Linked DNA regions of Homo sapiens: region 2 is linked to region 1. A link is a loop called in an ENCODE intact Hi-C map of the cell type or tissue named here. Cell type or tissue: uterus. All regions are shown on one strand. Each heading gives the region's core, and the rest is flanking DNA. Links, peaks and the distances in the headings are about the cores only.

Region 1 (5,384 bases), core at 102-5,101:
ACTGTCATTTTCAATAGGTTTCTCCAGAGAGTATATATAAATGTTTGTCTTTAATTTTCAATGTTTAATTTGAATCATAACTACTTTGTAAAGCCAGAATACCATCATGTGACTACTGTGGCTAAAATCTGTTCTTAGAACTTCAATCCTACAGCATGAGTTCTAACCCATAAGCATGCAAGATCTTTCACGATTTAACTCTTGGTAGCTTTTCTAACCTTAATAAAACAACCCAGACAAAGGATTTTGTTTTGTTTGCTATTTTTCAAATATTCCTACTCTTTCTTGTTTTCAAGGCTATGCATAGACTTTCCATTACATGGAATCTACTTGTCTTCTTCCTATGAAACACCTACTGATTCTTCATCTTTTCTATGAAGCATTCTTTGACTTCTCTAGATCAGAGTAAGTCTCTTCTTGTATGTTCATATAGCAAAAATAATAATAATTATAATAATAATAAAAAATATAAATATAAATATAAATATAAAATTTTTATTTTATAGTTATATTTTTATAATTTTATAATATAATTTTATAATATAAAATTTGATTTTTATTTTATAAAAATAAAAATATAATTATTATTATAATAAAAAATACTTCTTTAAAAACAACTATATTTTCCCAATCCCACAGTGGAGAATTTAGGTGTAGTATTTTGCAGTTCCACAATGGAGGACTGCTGCACAAAATATTGCCCTCAATGGCTACGATTGTGTCCTATTCTTCCTTGACTTTTCTAGCACTTAGCAAAGTGTCTGTCATATCTCAGCCATTCAGTATATATTTTATGAATGAATGAATATGGAAGATATAATCTGAGACCTCTTGGGTGCTGCAAAACAATTGCATCAAAAGGTAAAACCTTCACCCTGGAGCCAGGATTTCCAGGTCCTGATTTTTGCCTCAGTTGAGCTTGCAGGATATAACCTGGCATAACCCACTGTCACTTTTCTGCTCTTGAATTTACTCACTTGTGCAATAGGAATATCTCTCAGAATGTTATCTTCCCCTCCCCCCCTTTTTTTTTGACTCAAGAGTCTCAATTTGTTACCCAGGATAAAGTGCAATAGTACAATCATAGCTCATCGAAGCCTCTACCTCCTGTGCTCAAGTGATCCTCCCACCTCAGTCTCCTGGGTAGCTGAGACTACAAGCATATGCCACCACACCCAGATAATGAAAAAGCAATACCCTAGAGATAGGGTCAGTTGCCCAGGCGTCATAAGTTTTAAAGACAGGTTAAAAAATTGCTTTGAGTTCCAAAGTCCCTTAGACCAGTTATTTCAAACTCTGTAACTGAATTGTTTTCCTAATTGTTCTAGATAAGTTTGCTTCTCCCAAACACCAAGAAGGCAAGGACACCACCATTGGGAAATGCCCCACATCTAGGCATGATAAGCTACCCACCACACCATGGCTTTGTTGTTCTCATTAGCAATGGCTAATGAGCAAGGCTCTTTAAAAGATGCACCCTTTTTGTCTGACCTTGTCTGCTCGACACTGGCCTCAGATGAGCCTACACTCAAGATCCACCCCACAGCTGTCTCCTTGGTAATCATGTCGTGGGCCAGGATTTGTTTTGTAAAAGATCCAGCTGTATGGAAAGTCCCAACAACTGCAAATAGTCAATAGAATAGAATCTTTAACTCTGTTGCTGAGACTTCCAGGTGGGAAAACCTGTGAAAGATTGGTTCCTCTCAGGAAACTTCATCTCCACACTGGTGCACCTTTCCTGAGAACAGTCGGACAAGCACATTTTTCATTTAGAGCATCAACCCTGGAGGCAGCCAGACATGGGATTCTGCTTTTTTTTGCTGTCTGACCTCAGCAGGTCTTATCTATTTGAACTATTGACTGTGCTGTTGTTAAATGGAAGTGTCACCACTCGCCTCAAAGGGCTGGGTGTAAGAATTCAACAACATCATGTGTGTAAGGCACTAGCACCCAGCAGGCATCCCCTTCCAGTATTTTTCCTCCCAGAAAGGAAGTCACCATTCTGCTCTGTAGATTTTTACTTTTTTTCCTTTTACTGTTGGTACTTTTTAAATTTTTTGGCCAGTCTTTTATTGTTCCACCCATTATATCATCGTTCATTTTTCCTTATTTAGGTAATATGTTTGTAGTTTAAAATTTAAATTTAAAAGTATACATTTCATAAATTTTAGTTAAATGTTGGTCATATCTCTCACATCTGCTTTGTGATGATTTCCATCTTTTTTACTTTATTTTCTTTCTCATTTTTTGTCACATTGTGTTCTCTTAGTTTGTTGGCTTGAAGAGTAATCCCAGATAGCGTTTGGGAGTGTTTTATTCAGGCATCCATCTTCACAGTTGGAAGGAATAGAGAACCAGGAGAGCCCACTCAGTAGAGGTGAGGGTAGTTTGGAGGGAGAGTTGGGAGTGATGGTTGTGGTTGAGGGGCGGGGAGTGATGGTTACAAAACAAAGAAGAGTCACAGGAATTTGAAAACAAGAAATGAAATAGCATGGGAACTCATGGGACTTGGAATCTTGCCAGGAACCAAAGCCACTCTTTTTTTTTTTTTTTTTTTTTTGAGATGGAGTTTCACTCTGTCTCCCAGGCTGGAGTGCACTGGTGTAATCTCGGCTCACTGCAGCCTCCACCTCCTGGGTTCAAACAATTCTCTGCCTCAGCCTCCTGAGTAGATGGGATTACAGGCACCCACCACCACACCTGGCTAATTTTTGTATTTTTAGTAGAGACGGGGTTTCACCATCTTGGCCAGGCTGGTCTTGAACTCCTGACCTCATGATCCATCCGCCTTGGACTCCCAAAGTGCTGGGATTACAGGTGTGAGCCACCATGCTGGGCCCAAAGCCACTCATTTTAGGGGTATTCCCCTTTCCTCTCTGCCCCCTTTCTCCCCCTTTCTCTACATCTGCTCTGTGCTCTTGTCATATAGAACATGTCTCATGATGGCTAGCCCAGCTTCCCAGTCTACATGACCTTCCATTTGTCTTCTTACAGCTAAGAAGTTAGTCTCTCAGTTTCTCAAGTCCAAAATTTTAAAGAAAGTAATCCAATTGGCCCGGCTCAGTTTTTCTCTTTTCTCACTGGCCTGCTTATGGATGAGTTAGCATTGATCAATGTCCATCCTAGTCCAACTGGATATTGCCTGGGAGAATAGCATTGCTTGGAATTTCTGTGACTTTCTGGGTATGCCCCTCCCAGCTGGAGCATGAATGTCTTAGAAGATAGTTTGACCAGAATTCCCAGCTCCAAACACAGCAGTGCACTGGATTGGATCAAAATTACAAATATTGGGATGTGGCCAGGCATAGTGGCTCACACCTGTAATCCCAGCACTTTGGGAGGCCGAGGTGGGTGGATCACCTGAGGTCAGGATTTTGAGACCAGCCTGGACAACATGGTGAAACCCCATCTCCACTAAAAACACATTAAAAAATTAGCCGAGTGTGGTGGTGTGCGCCTGTAATCCCAGCTACTCAAGAGGCTGAGGCAGGAGAATCCCTTGAACCTGGGAGGCAGAGGTTGTAGTGAGCTGAGATTGCACCATTGCACTCCAGTCTGGGCAATAAGAGTGAGACTCTATCTCAAAACAAACAAACAAACAAAAAGAAAACAAAACAAATATTGGGATGCTTATTCTAAATGAGAAAATCCCCCCGCCCCCCACAAAAACAACTAATGTGTCAGAAAAAGACTTATCCTATGATGTAGAGTGTTTTTGGAATTTTCTCTATTAAAAATTTAGGTACCTGAGTGATCACTCTCCTTCTTTTGGAAACTTTCTTTTATGTGGAAGCTGTTTGCAAATAATTCTAAAGTGACATCGTTCCAAACTTTAAAATCTCACCTCTGGAAACTCCTAAGATGTAGCACCACTTGTTTCTTCACTAGCTCATTTAAGAGGGGGCGACCAAGGGGCACATGCCACAACTGAGCCAGCTTACCTGGCTACAGAGTTAGATAGGAACCTGGCATTCAGGCATGTCACCTGCATACATCTCACACATAGGCACAAGTGGGCTTGATGTGGGAGGTCCTGAGGGATAGGGTCAAGAGGGATCTCTCCCATGAGGCGAGGAACCTGGCCCTTGTTCATCTGGGTGACCAAGCCCAATTGTTAAAACACAAACAATCTATTCCCTGAAATTTTCTTTTTTCAGAGTGAATCTCCCATGTTCTAGTTTATACCTAAAATTATTCTACACATATTCAGAGGCAACATAGTAAAATCTCACAAGCTTTTCTGAGTTACTCTCCTAACCTAGTTGTCTCAGCAATCTCTCTCTTTTCATCTCTTCACTCTCTTTTTCTCCTCTCCCACAACCCTCCACTCCTACCAGGTTGTGCTCTCCACCTCTCCTTAACGTGGTTTTAGGAGTAACCTTTAGGAAGATCTGACTAGTGGAGTCAAATTGCCATAAAACATCTGAGCTCTCATTCTGACAATATGGGAATACAGCTGTAAGGCCAAAGTGACACCATCCCTCAGCTGAAGTATTGAAAATGCTCTACTCTGCCTCTCCTCCTTTCCTTCCCATCTTCTCGAAGCCAGCTTTTGTAAAGGGTGGATGACTGTGCACAGGGAATTTGCTTCTTATCAAAAGCATGAAAACTGGTACATAAACCTTTATTACTTTCCCCTATCCATTTTCACTGCTTAAATCTGAAATGTTTCACTTTGCTTTCCTACCAAGTTCAATGGTTTCTTTAGGAAACAAGAGTGTAGGCCTGGCACAGTGGCTCATGCCTGTAATCCCAGCACTTTGGGAGGCCAAGGCGGGTGGATCACGAGGTCAGGAGTTTGAGGCCAGCCTGGCCAATATGGTGAAACCCCGTCTCTTCTAAAAAATACAAAAATTAGCCAGGCATGCACCTGTAATTCCAGCTACTTGGAAGGCTGAGGCAGGAGAATCGCTTGAACCCAGGAGGTGGAGGTTGCAGTGAGCTGAGATTGCACCACTGCACTCCAGCCTGGGTGATAGAATGAGACTTTGTCTCAAAAAAAAAAAAAAAAAAGAAAAGAAAAAAAAAACGAAACAAGAGCGTAATGTACCTCTACCATTGATGACAGAGAATTATTTTTCTACACTTTAATTTATAAACGATATAACTTACCCAAAAGGACAGTATTTAAACAAGCTAGGGAACAAATATCAGGCAGAGAAGGGAGTTATTTATTGTTATTACCAACTTTTCTCCTTTCTAACGAGAACTCTTTGAAAGAAATGGGTCAATGCCATGCCTCTATTGGAAAATATCCCCCCAAACAGTGCTAGTTAGTGTTTCTGTCTGTTTTCTACATAGAGTGCTTCGTGAAAGACACGCCCAAATAGCATAAGACCAGAGCTTGGGAACCTCAGTCTGTTCCAGAAACCAGAGTTCCCACA
Region 2 (5,384 bases), core at 243-5,242, 190 kb after region 1:
TATTTTTTATCAGTGATATTTTTAAAAGCATCACCCAGTGAGTTGCTAAAAATAGAGTGATTTAATTCAAGAAAAAGCTTCTTAAAGTAACGCGAAACATCCTGAATCACCTGGCCCACTTACAGACTTTTCGAATGCCCTTCTTTGTAGTGAACTGTGCAGGTGAAGGAAGGTCTTTTTGGTACCTGAACCCAAGATTGAGAGGGGAGTTGAGTGCACACTACAAAACAATATAGAGATGGCCCCTGTTTTGTGTAAAAAGGCAGTGCAGTAGATGAAAAGAAAAGCACTTAGAACCCAAATCTCTATTCATTCAAGAATTTGGTAACCTATGTGAATTCCTGACTTTGAGGATCAGAAAGGTTTTTAGAGAACAGCTCGTCACTTCATAGATGAAAAAAACTGAGATTGGGGTGGTGCAATGATTTGCCCAAGGTCACACAGCCACTGAAAAGCAAACCAGCACTAGGACTCAAGTTTCCTCCTGGTCTAGTACTATTTTCACTAAATCATGTTACTACTCTGGATGCCGGCCTGATACATCCTGGTGCCAAGTGGCAACTGGTTTCCCCTGCAGAGGAGCAACAGAAGGGGCAGCAGAGTCCTTTTTCACCTTGGAACACGCTGAGGATGGCGTCAAGAAAGCCAGGTTTAAACCAGGTCAGCCAGAAGGGTCTGTCTAAAGCACAGCTGAGCAAGCGCCATTCAAGCCAGGATTCTGTCAGTACAACGGGCGTGTCAGCGACAAAGTTGAGTGAATGAAGTTCATGCCAAGTATTCATTGAGAAGGCTGGGCAAGATAGGTCCAGGTTGGGGAAGGGAAGAGAAAACGATGAGATGAAGGTTAAAGGAAAGGATGACTGGGTGTTCCTCTAGGGCATCTTTTCCACAGTAGGGCTCTCTGAGCATACTTAGCTGTTTGTGCAGGGGCCCTAAGACACTGGCTATCAGTTGATATGCTTGCATTTGCAAGATTCTCACTTAAAAATAAAAACTTAACACTCACCTTGAATACTATGCCTGAAATATAATTAAGCCATCACCAGGAGATGAATTTGCCAGGACTAAGGCTTGAGGTCTGAATAAGTAGGCTTCTCCTATGTGGCTAAGTTAAAAGTTAGAGTGGTTCCCCCACTCCCATTCACATGTGGTTTCCTATTTTTTAAAAACTCTTAAACAAGCTAGGCATAAATAATAATCAGCACTCCAAGTCCTCTCAGCCAGGCCAAGTTACCATCCAACTCCATTTCCCCTCTCCCTATTTGAGGTCTCCTTGTTCCATATAAACTGTTAAATCTTTGATCCTACAACACATTTCATGTATTTCTCTGCACACACCTTTGTTTCCTTCAGCCATTTCCTATCCCAGAATATCTTCTTCCAGTTTATCTAAACAAAACAGTTCAGCACATAAAAAATTATAAACACTTGGGTATCATTTTGAAAACCATTTCAACTTCAACATTATTAGCATAAGGTTTAGTTTTAGACCTTGGTAATTCCAGGAGAGAGGGTTTAAATTATTAGACCTATTCCAAGCCAGGATATAAAACCCTTTCTAAACAGGTACTCCCCCAAGTATGGTGAAGGGAAGCATAAATTATCTAAGTCATCTTACAGCCCAGTCAAGCAAAGCATAGTTTTTTTTGTTAAAGCTGTTTTGGCTGTTTTGGCACACTAACAACTAGCTTTGGAAATTCTATACCTAAGAAGTTAGGCAGAATTATGAAAAAGCAAAGAAAAAGCACACAAATTAGCAAAATATCTGGCTACAGCACATACTAATAAAACAACAGAAATATATGAATAGCAGACAGATCAGATTCAGAGAGAAAATTTAGTAGGAATGGATATCAAATGTGTTCAAAGACGCAAAGCCTGCAAAATGAGATAACTAGGTCTGTTTTTCTGACAATCAATGTTTATAATTCCATGAAAATTTTTGAAGTATCGTGGGAGTACCTATAGGTGCTGTATAGCTCTGACTTGCTGGTTAAAGCTTAGTCAGTGAGCTATGGAGCACTGTACATGCATTCAGATCTGCATCTGCATCCCTGTAGAGAAATCCCACTTACCTGATTTCCCACAAAGAAAGCTGTTTCAGCTCTTTGGATTCACACTGGGAACAAGAAGTGCCGATTATCTGAAAGTTCAGACTAGGAAGCAGGTGAATAAAAAGGTATTCCCTCACTCAACACATGCCCCAAGAGTTTTGGTCAATGCAAAGAGCAGAAGCCAGAAGTCTTCTTAGAAATCAGCTGCTACTAAAAGTTAGTGTAAATACTGAATACAGAGCACTAGAAAAGGGAGTGAGAGCGTTGTGTGCTGCAAACCATTCTCTCTATCTTAGGTATGTGCTCCTTTGACAATTTATTGGCTAGTACAGCCTGTTTCCTTTCTTAACAAATTGTAGCCACAAATATATTATGTCTAAAGAATTTTGAGACCCCTTCGAAAGGGAGCTTGATCCAATCCTCAAGGCTCCAGGCACTTTCAGCATCAGCAGAGAGCTCTCCAGGAAGTCTGGCGGGTGGAGGCTGGATTCCCCCAGACTGAAACCCAAGAACTCTCTCATTAGAGGAGTCTGACTCAAGTAAAAGGCCTGCGGAGGACACAGACCAAGGACAAGCAGGCAGACCTCTGTGAGGAGCCAGGGTCCGGAGCAAAGCACAGTTTTTACAATCCTCAAGAACCTCTGCCAACCCAGCCAGGCTACTTACCTCGCCTGTGTCTATGTGAACTAAGGAAACAGTGTAAATTCCCCTCTCTTCCCAGAATGACTGAGTAAATGCTAAGGCTTGTTAACAACTGCCAAGAGGTTTCTACAGTATTCAAGGGCAGACTGGATTCACTCTGGCATCGGAAAAGAGGTTGAAAGAGATGATGGCATATCAGAAGATTAGGACGATAGAGGAAAGTTTTCATATCTAAGCAGCAGCAAAACAATGAACAAAATATATTGAAGTGAAAGACGAAGTATTTTACCAACAAAATCCTATGGAGACAAAGCCTGTTTTGTGTGCCCATCATCTGTTTTCAGTCATCTATTATCTGCAAGAGTTAAGTTTGTCTATTTCTACTTAGTACATGTGGAAGGCAAAACGAAGTAACAGATGCTACACAGGAGAAGCCAGGCTCACATAATAAAGAGTTTTGAGGCAAGAAGGCAGAATTCATGGGCCTCCTTTACTCATGGGCCCACTAAAGGCGACTCAAATTGCTACTGCATGAAATCAGGCTCACCCTGGGTATTGGCAGAGGTACGTTAAGTTTTCTCTTCAACATACCCTTATCTGAAACCACGCTACGTGTACTCTTAGACAAGAAGACGAGCCAGGCATGAGACAAAGCGCACACACCTTAAATCAATAAAGGATCCTAACTTTCCTGTAGGAGATAGCAATAAAAATAACAATAATAATAAGGACCCTGGTTGGTGATGGGCTTTACCACCTACAAGCCTTATTCAAATCACTTAATCTCTAAGTCTTGTTTCCTTATCCTATAAAATTGGGATAATAATACCTGCCTCAGAGGATGTGGTAAGGATTAAATGTGATAATACGTAACAAATGCTTGCCTTACTGGGTGCTCAAAGAGCAGTTGCTAGTATCATTTAGGAGAGGATGAGAGAGTCAAATGTTATTCTCTGAGGTTTGGGATTCCCCATCCCCTTGGTAGTTAGGTGCAGAGTTTGTGCTATGTGATATGAGATCTGGTATATTTGTAATTTGCATAACTTGGTATGTGTTGGCTTTGTAAGTATTCCTCGGTTGTCTTCGTATGAGCACATTTTGATACTCTAATTACAATGCGAGCTTCTAAAATTGCAAACCCATGGCTTCAATTTCCTTTGGATTTTTCCAAAAGACTTCAACAAATGTTGACGGAGCCCCAAATAGCTCATATACTCAAGGACTTGGATGCCAGAAGAGGCCCTGGAAATTGCCTAATCCACGTCCCCTGCATGCCACAGTGGAAAGAGCCCAGTACTGGAAGTTAGATGTCCCACCCCTGTGTGACCCTCTCTAAACCATATAACCTCTCTGGGTCATAATTTCCTCATCTGAACAATAGGGATCATGCCATACTACCCAACCCCCAGAGTTGTTGTGAAAACTAAGTAATGTATTCAGAAATCGTCAGCCAACTGAAATACAGGGAGTTTTCATCAGTATTATTACAGACTAGAAAACAAAGTCTCAAGAGGGTTGAGTGATTTGCCCAAGGTCACCCAAAACCCCAGTGATGAGTGGTCTGTCAGGGAGGGGCTTTAAAATAATGAGTATAAGTGCTAAAACAAAATGACTTGTCTTTTCAAGCCAATTAGTGATTTCCTTAAAACTAGCTGAATGTGCAGTCTTTCCCTTCCTGGCTCTGCCCTTTGGAAATGTTCATTACCTTCTGCTACAGGGACACCTAGATTCTAGAGTATGTGTTTTTGTAGCCTGGGCAGAGTCAGAGCAATCACCTACTAAGGCCCTACAATGAATGTTAATGCTTTAAACATTTATATTATTTAAAAATTTGTGAATAGGCAATATATTCAAAGGGTTCAAAAATCAAGAAGCATAGAAAATATTCACTGAAAAGTCTTCCCATAACTTCCCTCTGCCCAGTTCCTATGGCCAAACAGGTAACAAATTTATTGGCACCCTGAATATTCATCCAGCAAGGTTTTTATGAAAACACAAGTAAATAGAACATACTAAATATCAATTCAAGCTCCATTACACTCAATTCAAAATTTTAAAGAATCATATTTACCTTTTTTAGACTTTATCAACAATTTTTGATTCATCCACTGAATAAACAACCTTCAGATGAAAATTTTCCTACTCTCAGACTATGGAAAAAGTATCTCTAAATTAAAGATTTCAGCTCCTAATTTAGCGTATGTTTTTACTCATCCTTAAAGCTCATCTTGAAATGGTTTATACTGTCAATATACACAGCAGAGCAAATATGAAGGCAAGTCATTCTCTTGGGCAAGCATTCTGGAAGAACTATTTAGCACATAGCTTTCCCTGGAAATGGGGTCTTAAGGCTTATTGGTAAAAAGCCCAAATTTTAGTGTCCATAAGAACCACTGAGGAACTTATTGAAACGCAAATCCCTGGACTGAACCCTCAATAATTTTGATTCTGCTGGGGGCCAGGAATCATTTTTGCTGAGTAACCCTGCCAATCATGACGTAAGTTGTCAGTAGATCACATTTTGGGCAACACTGGACTGGATGTTAGAAGAATGGAATCAAGCCTGGACTCCCATCAATTAGCTCTGTGACCCCTGGTTAGTAAGCTCAGTTCACCGAAACTCCTCAGAACCCTCTACAAAAAGCAGAGATTGGGCCAGAATGCTATAAAGTTCCTCTCCACAGGTCC

What was found. Hi-C counts contacts between places; a loop is a spot of excess contacts. Peaks named below come from ENCODE experiments on the same cell type or tissue, not always from the same donor. Only the 100,000 strongest peaks of a DNase experiment are listed, where the experiment ranks them.
Region 2: it touches region 1 in a loop (8-fold over the local background); 1 of 110 quality-filtered maps calls a loop at or near these places.

The regions. Positions count from the first base shown.
Region 1 is chr15:48,365,242-48,370,625 of GRCh38, forward strand. No RefSeq gene overlaps it. Among named protein-coding and RNA genes, the nearest start is that of DUT-AS1, 36 kb to the left of the region's middle. In uterus, for the core only: no CTCF peak of the experiment used is centred there; no DNase peak of the experiment used is centred there.
Region 2 is chr15:48,556,856-48,562,239 of GRCh38, forward strand. The region is part of intron 6 of FBN1 (fibrillin 1); the gene reads right to left. Among named protein-coding and RNA genes, the nearest start is that of FBN1, 86 kb to the right of the region's middle. In uterus, for the core only: no CTCF peak of the experiment used is centred there; DNase peaks (open chromatin) are centred at 2,606 and 3,976; H3K27ac peaks cover 2,752 bases.